Regions from separate parts of the Homo sapiens genome. Here region 1 is linked to region 2. A link is a loop called in an ENCODE intact Hi-C map of the cell type or tissue named here. Cell type or tissue: PC-3. All regions are shown on one strand. Links, peaks and the distances in the headings refer to the core of each region. The heading gives the core; the rest is flanking DNA.

What was found. Hi-C counts contacts between places; a loop is a spot of excess contacts. Peaks named below come from ENCODE experiments on the same cell type or tissue, not always from the same donor. Only the 100,000 strongest peaks of a DNase experiment are listed, where the experiment ranks them.
Region 1: a loop joins it to region 2, with 2.0 times the contacts of the local background. A loop is called at or near these places in 2 of 110 quality-filtered maps.

Annotation. Positions count from the first base shown.
Region 1 is chr4:141,536,406-141,544,268 of GRCh38, reverse strand. No RefSeq gene overlaps it. Among named protein-coding and RNA genes, the nearest start is that of LINC02276, 37 kb to the left of the region's middle. In PC-3, for the core only: no CTCF peak of the experiment used is centred there; a DNase peak (open chromatin) is centred at 3,438; H3K27ac peaks cover 2,138 bases.
Region 2 is chr4:141,706,709-141,714,571 of GRCh38, reverse strand. All of the region lies in intron 2 of IL15 (interleukin 15), which reads right to left. Among named protein-coding and RNA genes, the nearest start is that of IL15, 74 kb to the right of the region's middle. RefSeq lists an enhancer at 6,529-7,029. In PC-3, for the core only: a CTCF peak has its summit at 3,162 (motif pointing right); no DNase peak of the experiment used is centred there.

The sequences.
Region 1 (7,863 bases), core at 2,287-4,786, 170 kb after region 2:
CTCGGGAGGCTGAGGAAGGAGAATCTCTTGAACCCGGGAGACAGAGATTGCAGTGAGCTAAGACCGGGCCACTGACTACAGCCTGGGCACCAGAGCAAGACTTTGTCTCAAAAAAGAAAAAAGAAAAGAAAAAAATAGAAAGAATGACAATCTTTACCTGTTATTGAATTCTGAATTGTTATATTTTTGCGAGTCATAACATGTATTTCATTTTCCAAAGAAAAAAGAGCTCAAACACAAAGAAACAAGTTTAGCCATTGACATTTCTTTTTCAGGAAGCTCATGTTCCTCTTTCAAATGGCAAGTTGACTCTAGAGCACCACATTGATATTGATCATAAAATGGTGAAATGCTTAAGATCCTCAAATTGCTGCAATCTGGAGCATGTATGATAGTCACATAAAGTTCATCCTGGCACCATGGTCCTTTCTAAATGGAGCTGGCAGTTCATTTTCAGTTTGTCCCAATTAGCCATTCCTTTTAACAAAGGACTAGGAAGTTGTAGCAAACCCATGGAACCCGGGTAGGTGGAAGGGAAGTAGCTTGAAGCAGGAATGGGAACCCAGCTTATCGCACAAACTACATGAGCAAACTTAGTAAAAACTCCACACATAACATTTTGAGCAATTACAGATCTATGAACTAAGAATTTTCTTTAAATGGAAGGAAATAAGAACTCTGATATTAGGAAGTAGCATCTCAGAATAAACTAATACATAAATAGAAAAACTTAAACAAGAAAAATCCATACTGTAGGGTAAAGATTTTCACCAGCTTTTTCTATACCATGCTATTCATTTAATAAGGACATATATATTGAGTACATAATAGAGACTTATAATTTATGAGTAAGCTACTATATATTTCATAATGGGTAGTATACTCCATGAGTCAGTCTTAAAGCCTTTTTTGTTTGAGTAAATATCTTCTCCTAGTATTGTTTAGAGAAGCACCTGTGTTTGGCAGGCTCTAGCAAACTTTTGCAGTCATTATATATTGTATCTGCACAGCCTACAAAAATCAGGAAAGCCATCTCCCTTACAGAATATTGCCTTACTGAGACTTATCTTGTCTTAATCAACTGAATATTACGATAGATTATGAGAACCTAATCATAAACTTTTACTGAACAGTTTTCTTTGGTAGAGATAAGAGGGAAGCAATTTTTAAAAGGACAGATAACTGCAAAATAATTTCATAAAACATCTTTATGGTGATAAACCCCAACTTTATATACTTGTATAAATGTGCACATTGTCTCTTATGAACTCACATAATCCTTTACGTGTAGTATCTGTTAAACCATGACTAACTTCTGTAGTATGACCCTAGGACTCATATTTATAATAATAACTGCAGACACACAGTGCTTATTAAGTGCCAGACACTATTTTAATTAGATAAAATCATCTAATCCTCATAGTCATGTAACCCTATATGCAGGTATTGTTATTATAATGATTTTACAGACATGCAGATGAATAAATAACTAAGATAAGAAGTGTCAGGCCTGGGCTTTAAAACTGGGCAAAATCCACATCCTCAACAGCTATCCACACTGCCTTTCATTAAGACACGGCTTGTCAGAGTGAGCTTACTAAAGCAGGGGTTCCCAGCCCCTGGGCCACAGACCGGTATCATTAGGGACTGGGCCCACAGCAGGAGGTGAGCAGCAGGTGAGTGAGCATTGCCACCTGAGCTCTGCCGCCTCCTCTCAGATCAGTGGAGGCATTAGATTTCTTACAGGAGTGAGAATCCTACTGTGAACTGCACACGTGAGTGATCTAGGTTGTGCACTCCTTATAAGAATCTAATGCTTGATGATCTGGGGTGGAACAGTTTCATCCCGAAGCCACCCCCCCCCCATTCATCTAAAAATGGTCTTCCATGAAACTCATCCCTGGTGCCAAAAAGGTTGAGGACCGCTGTACTAAAGGATAAGAATAGACTAGTGGGCCTTTCTCCATCAGCTAATGTGAACTGAACTTCTACTAAATGCCAAATACCATTTTAGGCACAGAAGACACACACAAAAAGCAACCCTGCCCCTTGACCACAGAGAATATTCAATACTCTTAACTAACCCCCAAAACACAAAGTTTTTTTAGTACTCTGAAGCAGTAAGCTTCAATTCTGTATTTCAGTTATTTCAATGGGAGTCAACCATTAAGTCTGTGTCTAAAAATAGAATTGCACTGAGTCAGTATTTCAACTCCCCTGGGCTTTTCCAGATAATTCTATGATGGAGGGCCAAGATTTCTAGCAGAAGGAAAGCACAGAGAAAATTAAGATTACTGAGGTGACTGCTCCTCTTGAGTCTCATGTGATTGAACGCCGTATAAGACCATTGAGACTAAGACACTTTACACCTCTGTGAAGCATCTTTGTGGAGGTGAAAGGACCCAGGGCTTAATAACCAAAAGCTGGTTCTTCTCCTCACTAACTTCTAGGCTAATTCTTCTCACTAAGTCTGTTTTCAGATTTGTAAAATGAGGGCATAGGGGCAAAAAATGTCTTAAAACACTGTATTACTAAGTGGTGTGTGTGTGTGTGTGTGTGTGTGTGTGTGTGTGTGTGTATGAACTTCAAAATCCTGTAACTGTATGTTTACAGAGGGAAGATTTGAAGTCTTTACAGGGACAATTAAACTCAATACTCAATAAACAGTGACATGTGGGCTTTCTTTCATCAGTCCTGGTTGAATGACATTACAGCTGCTCTGACCAAGCCTTCAGAGAGTCGCTTGCTGTAGCTGTCAATCAAAAATATTCAGAGAAAACATACTACCATATTTTGGGGGAAAGGGGTTGTCTTGGTGGGAGAAATAGGGGTGGAAAGAAGATATCTAGATATGATATTACCATATGTTTTTCAAAGTTAACCAGAAGGCATCTTATAAGCACCTACCCCTGAGAGGTTCATTGCTACGAGAAAGTTCTGTACCTTAAAAAAAATGAATAACAGGCAGCTCTAAAAATAATATAGCCATAATAGCTCTTTTTATACTATCAATCCTCTCCTTTCCTGAGAACTTGGAATATCTACTCATAACAAAGCATTCTCTTCCTCATGCTATAAAATCCTTACCCTAGTACCTTTAGTCCACTATTTCCCCTTGAGTATTCTGGCTTTAGTCTTCTGACTGGAATACCTTTTTCTGAACTGAAAGATCTCAGAGCTACATTCTTGAATCACCTTGGCACCCATACTTTTCTGGAATGTGTTCTCCTTTATTTATTTAATTTCTATTGAAGTAAAATTTGTATAACATAAAATTAATCATTTTAAAGGATATAATTCAGTGGCATTTAATACCGTCACAATTTTGTGCAACCATCACATCTATTCATCACCCCAAAAGAAAACCTCACTCCCATTAAGCAGTCACTTCCACTCCCACTCCCCCAGTTCCTGGCAACTACTAATGTGCTTTCTGTTGCTATGTATTTACTGGTTCTGGACATTCCCTATAAATGAAATCATAGAATATGTGACCTTTCCTTTCACTTAGTATAATATTTTCAAAGTTTATCCACTTTGTGTCATGTAGAAGTATTTCCTTCTTTCCTTTGAAAGATAGAATGTTATGGCTGGGCGTGGTGGCTCATGCCTGTAATCCCAGCACTTTGGGAGGCTGAGGCGGGTGGATCACGAGGTCAGGAGATTGAGACCATCCTGGCTAACACGGTGAAACTCCATCTCTACTAAAAATACAAAAAATTAGCTGGGCGTGGTGGCGGGCATCTGTAGTCCCAGCTATTGGGGAGGCTGAGGCAGGAAAATGACGTGAATGCGGAGCTTGCAGTGAGCCGAGATCCCGCCACTGCACTCCAGTCTGGGCGACAGAGCAAGACTCCGTCTCAAAAAAAAAAAAAAAAAAAGATAAAATGTTATTCCATTATATAGACACACCACATTTTGTTTACCCATCCATAAACTAATAAACATTTGAGTTGTTTCCACCTCTTGACTATTTGAGCAGTGATGTTATAAAGTTTTCTGTACAAGCATTTGCTTGAATAACTGTTTTCAATTCTTTTGGGTATAGTCATAGGAGTAGAATTGCTGAATCATATGATAATTCTATCTTAAATTTAAATTATTTTATTTTATTGTGGCAATAAAACACCTAACACAATGTCTACTTTCTTTTCTTTTCTTTCTTTCTTTTTTTCTTTCTTTCTTTTTGGAGACAGGGTCTCACTCTGTCTGGATTCAGTGGCATGATCTCAGCTCACTGCAGCCTCTGCCTCTGGGGTTCAAGAGATTCTCCCATCCCAGCCACCTGAGAAGCTGGGACTACAGGCTTGTGCCACCACGCCTGGCTAATTTTTGTATTTTTAGTAGAGACAGGGTTTCATCATATTGCCCAGGCTGGTCTCAAACTCCTAAGCTCAAGTGATCCACCCTCCTCGGCCTCCCAAAGTGCTGGGATTACAGGTGTGAGTGACTGTGCCTGGCCAATATCTACCTTCTTAAAATTTTAAGTGTACCGAGGTCAGGAGATGGAGTCCATCCTGGCCAACATGATGAAACCCCATCTCTACTGAAAATAAAAAAAATTAGCTGGGCTTGGTGACATGCATCCATAGTCCCAGCTACTGGGGAAGCTGAGGCAGGAGACTCGCTTGAACCCAGGAGGCAGAGGTTGCAACGAGCCGAGATCATGCCACTGCACTCCAGCCTGGGCCACAGAGCGAGACTCCATCTACAAAACAAAACAAAACAAAATTTAAGTGTACAATACATTATTGATACACTATTGATGACGATAGGTACAACATTATGTAGCTCTCAGCTAATCAATAATCAACTTATTTATCTTGCTTAAGTGAAAATTTACGCAAGTTGATTGGTAACTCCTCATTTACCCCTCCTTCAGCCTCTGCTAATCATCATTCCACTCTTCAATTCTATGACTTTTAATATTACAGTTACATCATGTAAGTGAATTATGAAGTATTTGCCTTTTTGTGATTGGCTTATTTCAGTTAGCATAATAGTCTCCATATTCATTCATGCTGTTCCATATTGCCAAATATCATTCTTTTTTAGGCTGAATAATATGCCCTCCTATGTATATACCCTGTTTTCTTCATCCATTCATCTACTGATGAACATTTAGATTGTTTTCACATCTTGGCTATTGTGAATAGTGCTATAATGAACATGAGAGTGTTAATATCTCTTCTAGGTCCTGATTTTAATTCTTTTGGATAAATACTAGAAGTGGGATTGCTAGATTATATGGTAGTTCTTTTTCAATTTTTTAATGAAACTGTATTATTTTTCATAGTGGTTGTAACATTTTACATCCCCAGCAATAATGCACCCAGATTCCAATTTCTCCACGTTTTCCCCAACACTTGTTGTCCTTTGTTTTTTTGATAACAGCCATCCTGACAGGTATGAGGTGATACATCATTGTGGTTTTGATTTGCATTTCTCTGAATATTAGTGACATTGAAGATTTTTAATATACCTGTTGGCCATTTATATGTCTTATTTGGAGAAATATCAGTTAGGTCCTTATCCCATTTTTTAATTGGGTTATTACATTTGTTTTGCTATTGAGTTGTAGGAGTTCCTTATATATCTCGGAGATTAACCCATTATCAAATATATGATTAGCAAACATTTTCTCTCATTCCACGGGTTGACACTTTACTCTGTTGTTTCCTTAGCTGTGCAGAAGCTTCTTCATTTGACATAATTCCATCTGTCTATTTTTTGCTTTTATTGCCTGTGCTTTTGGTGTTTTATCTATGAAAATCATTGCCAAGACCAAGTCGTGAGGCTTTTCCCTTGTGTTTCTTCTAGATGTCTTATAGCGTCAGGTCTTACGTTTAAATCTGTAATCAGTTTTGAGTTGATTTTTGTGGATGGTGTAAAGTAAGATTCCAATTTCATTCTTGGCATATGGATATTCAGTTTTCCCAACACCGCTTATTAAAGAGACAATTCTTTCCCCATTGTGTATTTTTGGCATCCTTTTTGAAATGCAGTTGATCATGTATACATAGATTTATCTCTGGGATTCCTATTCTGTTCCATTGATCTATATATCTGTCTTTATGGCCATGCCATATTGTTTTGATTATTGTAGCTTTGTAATATAGTTTGAAATCAAGAACTCTGATGCATCTTATTTTGTTCTTATTTCTCAAGAATGATTTGAGTATTCATGGTCATTTGTAGTTCCACATAAATTTAGGACTGTTTATCTATTTATATTAAAAAAGTCATTAGAATTTTTATAGAAAGTTCATTAACTCTGTAGATCACTTCAGGTCATATGGACATTTTAACAATATGAGGTCTTTCAGTCCACAAACACAGGATACCTTTCTCTTAGTTTGTGTCTCCTATAGTTTTTCTCAATATTTTATAGTTTTCAATATAGACATACCTCATTTTATCGGGATTTTTCTTTAATATTGCTTCAGTTGTTACTTTTTTGTTTTTTTTTTATGAATTGAAGGTTTGTGACAATCCTGCACTGACTAAGTTTATTCAGCATAATTTTTCCAATAGCATGTGCTCACTTCATGTCTCTGAATTATATTTTGGTAATTTTCACAATATTTTAATTTTTTAAATTATTATATCTGTTACAGGGTTCTGTGATGAATGACCTTTGATGTTACTATTGTGATTGTTAGGGGCACAACAAGTTACACCCATATAAGATAGCAAACTTAATTGATAAATGCATGTATTCTGATTGCTCTATCCACAGGCAATTCCCATATCTCTCTGCCTCAATTCAGGTCTTACTATCCCTGAGACATAACAATATTGAAATTAGGCCAATTAACAACCACACAATGGCTTCTAAGTGTTCAAGTAAAAGGAAGAGTCACATGTCTCTTACTTTAAATCAAAAGCTAGAAATGATTATGTTTAGTGAAGAAGGCAGGTAGAAATCCTAAGATAGACTGAAAGCTAGGCCTTTCACACCAAACAGTTAGCCAAGTTGTGAATGCAAAGAAAATGTTCTAGAAGGAATTAAAAGTACTACTCCAGTGAACACACGAATGATAGGAAATCAAAATAGCCTTATTGCTGATAGGGAGAAAATTTGAGTAGTCTGGATAGATCAAACCAGCCAAAGCCTAATCCAGAGCAAAGTCCTAGCTCTTTTCAAGTCTATGAAGGTTGGGAGAGGTGAGGAAGCTGCAGAAGAAAAGTTTAAAGCTAGCAGAGGCTGGTTCATGAGGTTTAAGAAAAGAAGCTGTCAGCTGGGCATGGTGCCTCATGCTCGTAATCCCAGAACTTTGGGAGGCCAAGGCGGGTGGGTCACTTGAGGCCAGGACTTCCAGACCAGCCTGGCCTATGTGGTGAAATTCCATCTCTACTAAAAATACGAAAATTAGCCAGCTACTCAGGGGGCTGAGGCAAGAGAATCGCTTGAATCAGTTGAGCCCAGGAGGTGGAGATTGTAGTGAGCCGAGATCGCACCACTGCACTCCAGCCTAGGTGACAGGGTGAGACTCGGTCTAAAAAATAAAAATAGGAAAAAAACTGTCTGTACAACATAAAAATGCAAGTTGAAACAGCAAATGCTGATGAAAAAGCTGCAGTAAGTTATCCAAAAGATCTAGCTAGCGTAATTGATAAAACTGGCTACACTAACCAACAGACTTTCAATGTAGATGAAACAGCTTTTTGTTGGAAGACGATGCTCTCTGGGACTTTCATAACTAGAGAGAAGTCAATGCAGGTCTTCAAAGCTTCAAAGGATAGGCTGAATTTCTTGTTGGGGGCTTAATGTAGTTGGTGATTTTCAGTTGAAGCTGAAGCTAATTTAACATTCTGAAAATATGAGGGCCCTTTAGAATTATGCTAAATATTTTCTGCCTG
Region 2 (7,863 bases), core at 1,758-4,257:
GCACTTTTAGGGGTTAGATGGAGGCAGAAGCCTGCCTGGGATGGCTGACAAGAAAGTAGCAAGAAAAGGTTTTTAAGATGCTAGTGCAGGCAATGTTTTTAAGAATCCTGCTCCAAAAGGGAGGAAGGAAAGGGGGTTGTTGCAGGTGGTAAGTGGTGGAAATAACAACATGTTTGCATGCTGATGGGACTGACTTATTAGAGAGGGGGAATTAAGGATTTTGGAGGGGGTGGGAAGTGCCAGAGTAATGTTCTCTAATAAGCAAGTGAAGATGAGGATGTTAGCTCACCTCCAAGAGGGGGCGAGGGCTGAGTCATCTACTGTCACGGGAAGGAATGCTGAGTTATAAGGGGGATGGGGCTGGTAGGTAGGTGTAAGTTTTCTACTATTACTTCCATTTTCTCAGTGAATTAAAATAAAAAGACATGAGCAGAAAGTGAAGATTGGAGGAGGATGGGGACAGGAGGAGGATGGGGACAGGAGGAGGAGGAGAGGGAAGAGGACACACAAAATAGCCATTTAGGTAACTGGGAGAATAGTATGAGAGCCTGACCTTTTGAAGGATCAATGTTGTGAATGGTTGTGGAGTGAGATTAGTCATTAGGGTGGTATGTGTTTTCTCCAGCCACAGTAAGCTGAAAGGGAAAGAAAGCCTGGAATAGGTACAGAACTGGATTTAAACATGTTATGTGTATACCAAGCAAGTACAAGGAAGAGAGGGGCAAGGGATTTCAAACTATATGTAAGGGAGCGATTGGGAGATTTGTCCAGGAAATTTTACTTCATTTCTTTATGATAGGACTTCATAAAGGTAGTGTTACGTGAATCATACCTTGAAGGTTGGATATATTCTAGGCATGAGTGAAAGGAGAAAAACAGCATTGAGGCAGAAGGCAGAACCCAAGCAAGGCCATATGCAACCAAGTATAGTGTGTTTTCAGATGACTGTGAGCCATTTTCCTAACAGTATGAAAGTAGTGGTCAGTAAGACTCCACAAAACTGTCACCGTTGTTTAAAGCAGCAACTGGTTAACACTTTGTGTAGAGGGCCAGATAATGTTTTATGCTTTGCAAGTCTTGTAGACTTTGTTGCCAGTGATTAACTCATCCACTGTAGTGTAAGAGCAGCTATAGACAACACATAAACAAATGGGTATGGCTGTGTTCCAATACAACTTTATTTATAAAAACAGGTGGTTGATGGATTTGAATCACCAACCACCTGCTTTGATAAATAACTAGTCGGTTTTGATAAATAAACAGTTGGTTTGCCAGCTTTTGACCGCTACAGATCTCTTCAGTCCTAATTTAAGTACAGCTGAGAAAGTGATATCTTTAAACATCTCCAATCTTCCTATCATTAATCGCACTAAGACATTTTCAGCAATTGCTTTCAAACTGTTTTAAATTGACACCAATATGAGATTTTCAAATAAGAAATGTCCTCAAACTTAATCTGTATTCAATATCAAGGCTAAATAAGCCCCAATACAAACTATAATAACTTGGGTTACTATAATGATTTTTAAAAATTCATTCATACAAATATAAGACCTGAGGTTGGTATTAATTCTCTTATAAGGCTACACAATATGTTTATAAGGCCTATAAATTTCAGCTTATCAAAACAAAAAAAAATGATTAGGTAACTACTTCATACAAAGGTATATAAATATATGTATCTTTTTTAATGAAACACCTTTAAGTTCTTTGGAATGCTTAAAATAAGACAAATTGGTTAATTATATTGAAATGTTTCCAAAGCAAACAATAATCTATATAAATATTTTTTGAGCTGCCAGGGACAGAGGTAGCAGTAAGATTTGGACATCTTAGTTTCAATCACTATCAAAAAGCATTAATTAAACAGATAGTGGGTAAATATAGAAACACTATATTTAAACAATATATTTATATATAGAAATATATATTTAAACAATATTTAATATATATTTAAACAATATATTTATTTATAGAAATATATAAAATAAATATAGAAACACCTCAGGTAGCTTATTGTTTAAGGTAAACAAGGGATATTCATTTATGTAGCTGGAGGGGATATATGGTAGATCTCTTACCACTCTCTGATCATAGTTTTCTGTAGCACTATGTTCATGGGCTATTGTCACTTGGTGCAAATGTTTTTGAAAATGTTTGGTATAAATGTTTTTGAAAAATCCCAGCTAGTATAATTCTCCAGGGCAGGAACAATGGACAGCTTCCTCAGGGCAGCAAAAATATATTTAACCTACTGTCCGGAAACAATCAATGATATCTGTTCCTCTAGTCAGTTTTCAAAAGCACTTCATTCAAACACTCACTAAGGTGAAGAAATTATCCCAAACCATAGTACAGAAGAAGAAAAAGTTGGAAATTATCAGATAGATAGGTGTAGAAATTCCAACATAGTATCCAAAAGGAGTTCCATAAACAGACAGCAAAGAGACAACAGACAGAATGAAACAATCAAAACAGTCATAAAAGAAAAGTTTACAGAGCTGAAGTAGAACACAAGCTTTCACATTGACAGGGCATAAAAGGGATAATTGAAAAACACAGCAATTTTAAATTGAATTTCCTAATTCCAGGATAATGAAACACATGCTAATAGAAAGCTATTTAAGGACAAAAATCAGAATGAATCTGATCATGGTACTTACAAGACAAGAGAATTCATCTTCAAGGTTCTAAGTGAGAATGAGTTTGAACCTAGAAAGCTATTAGTATTTGAAAAGGAGGGCAAAAACATTCTTTCATAGCACATCTTAGAAAATATAAGACCCACAGAATGTCTATGAAATAATTAAGTAAAAAATGCATTCCAGATAAATTAAAAAGTTATTCAAAAAAGATGTGGGATATAAGTATGCAGAATTAGTAACATTTATATTTGAGTCTAAATAACTAATGGCAATTCATTAAAGTACATTTTTGACATCATTCATTTTGCAAAAATGTGAAATTCTTGTGGTCAGAAACCTTGTGTATCTTACTAGTTACTGTACCTACAACACCTATAAGCATGCTAAGCATATAAAAAGCACATATGACATAATTACTGGATTTGATTTTTAATTTGTTTATATTATAAACAGATTGTCCTTATTCTCACAACTATCAGCATCTTAGCTGCACTAGCTTCCCTAACCAGAAGGTGGCCCAGCCAGTCACTGTAATAAATACTATCCTAAATAGCACACTAATTTTACCCCACATTTCATCTTTCTGCTACATTCATCTCGCCAATTTCAAGTTCCAAACTGCTAAGTATTTCTGGAAAAACCATGCCAGTATAATTTCATAAGATGTAACTTGCAATGGGCTTTCTCTACATCCTGCTAATTATTTCTTGCTCTGTCTGACATTCTGTACCATACTTTTAAATAAACTTTATTGAGATACAATTTTAAGATAATAAAATATACACTTGTTTTAAGCATACAGTATACAGTTCTGATGACACTATACACTCATGAAATTACTACCACAACCATGATATAGAAAATATTTGTAATTATAAAAAATTATCTCATCCTCCTTTTCAGTCACTGTATCATCAGTCGCAATGCTAGGAAACTAGTGATTTAGCCATGTACTTTTACAAGTAGCAATGTGCAAGGAAAATCATGGATACTCTCCCTGGGGGAAATGGTGTAGGAAAAGGAAGAGGAGGAAGTAAACTCATACTCTGATGATTATTTTATTTGTGATAATTTGAAATACACTTATGCTAATTAATTGCAAAAAGTCAAGAGAAAATTTAACTATGAAAAAAAAACCCAAGCCAGACATGTATAATTTCCAAACCAAAATAAAATAAAATGAACAAACAAAACTCAAAGAATCTAACAGAAGGTTGTAATAGTAGTAGAGGTAGTGGGGACAGGCAGAAAGAGAGAAGAAAAAAAAGAAAGTGCAGTAAAAATATACAGAAAAAACAATGTGGCAGTAGTAAGTCTAAACATACCAGTAATCATTCACTCATGCAAGCAAAGATGTAAATAAACTATATTTCCTTACTAAGAGATGGATACTAACATTAGTTAAAAAGTAGACACAGAGATAAATTTTAAAATGAGTTTATAAGAAATGAAACAAAAATAAAATGATACGAAATGCTTAAAAATTACAAAAAAAAGATATGCCAAGTAAATATGACTGTAGTAACAAGAATAGAGAAAAAGTAGAACTCAAGTGAGAAGTACTAAACAATATAATGGATAATGCACATGGATAAAAGTTAAAACTCTCTGAGAATGTCCATTAACACTGGCTCTTGAACACCTCCCACCCCTAAGACCTAAGATTATACAGCTCAATGGTTTCTTGATACCAGACCCACTAATAGAGGGTATCCTGCCCCAGGGGCCAATAACTGTCTCCATTGCTGAGGCCCTGCAGTAATTCCACATTAACAGTAGACTGAATTTTTTAAAATGTGGTATATATACACCTTGGAATACTATGCAGTCATAAAAAGAAGGAAATCATATCCTTTGCAGCAGCTTGGATGCAGCTGGAAGCCATTATCATAGGCAAAATAATGATTTTTAGTGATTTTCTGTTGAAAATCAAATACTGCATCTTCTCACTTATAAGTTGGGGTAAACAGAAACTGGACACTGAGTTAGTGTGGGGGGAGGGTGGGAGGAGAACAAGGGTTGAAAAACTACTCATTGATTACTGTGCTCACTACCTGGGTGATGGCATCATTCATACACCAAACCTCAGCAACACACAATTCACCCATGTAACCAACCTGCACATATACACCCTGAACCTAAAATAAAAGTTGAGAAAATAAATAAATAAAACCCTCTCAGAAGATATAATAGTTATGAATGTTTATGTACCTAACAGTATAGCTTCAAATTATATAGAGAAAAATGAATATGAAAAATAAGTTATCAAATATTTTAACATAGTTTTTAGAAATTTAAACATATACAGAAATCAGTAAGGCTAGCATTGATATGCCAGTAAACTAGCTCTCAAAAAAAAAATCGTTGTTTTGTAGCATTTCCCAATTTTTGTTGTATAAAAACCTCACTATACTGACTTCAAAATACCAATGGCTTAAAAGCTGGCTCATAAAATTCCTAACTATTTAACCATTGGCCCTAATGAGCCAATTAGAGCTGGCTCCAGCAAACCAATGCCTAGGGCAAATTTTAAAAACACAATGAACAACCTTTTTATGTAGTATATATGTACATTTGATTAAACAGATTAGATACATGACATCCTACACCACAGTGATAGCGCATTAAAAATAAACATACAGAATATTTGTAAAAGGTCATCTATGACCTAGACCTAAAGTGTTTATGTCCTAGATCTAAAATAAAGTCTCAAACATTACACAAATCTGAATTCATACTTGTTACATTATATGATCACAAAACCAAAAAATTAATAGTATTGAACTATTAAATTGAATATTGAATTCTGAAAATTTCAATAATATTGAAATTTTTCAATATTGAAAATTTTCAATATTGAATAATATTGAAAATTTTCAATATTGAATAATATTGAAAATTTTCAATATTGAATAATATTGAATTACAAATTAATAATAAAAGAATAGCAAATAAAAAATCCCATCCACTTATAAACATAAAATTATCATTTAAAGTAATCCTGAATAAAAGAGGAAGTCAATCTGGAAATTGCACATAATTAAAATACCTGTCCAAGTGAAGTTAGAAAGATGACTGACTATAGTTACCTGGTGCTTGTTCCCCCAACTAAAAGGGATCAAAACAGTGAATAAACATCTATAATTTGACTGGAGTGACTGAGGAAGTATGCTGGAGAGCACCCTGGCAGTGGCAACATCCCTGTGAAGCACAGAAGGCGAGAATAGCACCATAGAGAGGAGAGCAAGTAATCCACTTCTGCCACAATGTCATCTTCACCAGAATTAGCTCAGAGTCAGGGAGACTTCTTCTTATGGGGTAAAGGTAAGCTCTAAATCCCCAGCAGTCCCAATTATTACCACACATGCCAGAAATCCTTGCTGCAGGAGAGTCTCCTGGTCCTTATAGGTTTTGAATCCAGTTTGGAGATTAGCCAGAAGTTTGTACAGCTGCACTGCCTCACAGTAGGAGCCCACCTTGAACACCTCCCACCCTTAAGGCCTAAGATGATAGAGCTCAATGGCTTCTTAAAACCAGACCCACTAGTAGGAGCCAATAGCAACTGACTGTCTCCATCCCTGAGGCCCTGCTCTCATTCCACTATGTTCACATGAATGCTTGCACCACCACAAACTCAGCTACCTAGAGCATAGGCATGTCATAATGACCAAGACCCCAGTGTCCAAACTCACATGGCACACCACTATCTCAGGGAACAGGCAGATATGCACAGCAGGGAAGCTTCCAAACAGCCACTAGCCATGTTACCAACACATACCTGTGCTTCACAGCCAGCAAGCACTCTGAGCATGTATGTGCCTGCACCCAGCCTGGCAAGTGGTCATGTGGCAACCTACTCCCATGAAAGGCCACTGCAGAGCTGCATGGCCTTGCTGCACCCACAAACATTCACATGCAGCCCGACATCCAGTCCTGCAGCAGCTCTGCCTCTCCAACAGACTGCCACAGGGATGCTTGGCATTGCTGTGCTCATCTAGTTTGGTGGCTGCCCTGCCTCACTGAAAAGAAAGCCACACAGCCACCTTGCTGGCAGCATCTCTGTAAGCTCAAGCCTGGCCCAACAGCCAGCACAGCAGTAGCCACTGACTCTCTGGAGAGGTAGCCAGACAGCTTGTCAGCTCTCTGTGCCCCCACATGCCCAACCTGAAAACCAACCCAGTGCTCCCACCCCAAGAAAACTATGCCACTACCTCAAAAGCTCTCACAGCGTAGACCACTGAGTCAATCACAGACACCACTGATGAGTATTACAGCCAAAGAAACTGCACAGATACCGTGCTACTGAGTCCACCCAGAATCAAAGCCATTCACCATGCTGAACTTATACCCTAGGATTTATCTACAGGAAATGTCTCTCCCTGAAAAAGCTACTCCATAAAATTGGAAACAAAAACTATTCTACTATATGAACAAGTATCAATGCAGAGACAAAGGAAATATAATAAAAGCAAGAAAACATGATACCCCCAAAGGAACACAATAAATCCTAGTAGAAGACCCCAAGTAAAATGATACTTATGAAATGCCTAAAAAATAATTAAAAATTATGATCTTTAAAAAGCTCAGTGAGATACAATAGAACACAGACAAACAATCAATAATTGGAATGAGAAATGCATAATATATAAATATAATTTTAAAAGAACCAAACAGAAATCTGGGAGCTGAAAAATTTGATAAATGAAAATTTAAAAAATACAAGTGAAATTTTTAACAATAGACTAGATCTTTCATGAAGGAATTTCTGAACTAGAAAACAGGCGTTTGAAATAACCCAGTCAGAGGAAAAACACAGAAATAAGAACAAAAGAGAATGAAGAAAGCCTACAGAATACATGGGATACAATTAGGCAAACAAATATTCACATTATAGGAATGCCAGAGGAAGAAGAAATTTTTTTAAAGGCATAGGAAATGTATTTAAGAAATAATAGCTTTAGGCTTCCCAAGTATTCAGAGATACAAACATCTAGATTCAGGAAGCTGAAAAGTCCCTAATTAAATTGAACCCCAAAAGATCCTTTCTGAGGCACATGATTATCAAACTGTCAGCAGTCAAAGACAAAGAATTCTAAAAGCTGCAAGACAAATGTATTAACTCACATACAAAAGGATCTCTATTAGACTATCAGATTTTTCAGCAGACTAGGAGAGAATGGCATGACATATTCAAAGTGCTGAAAATTAAAAAAAAAAA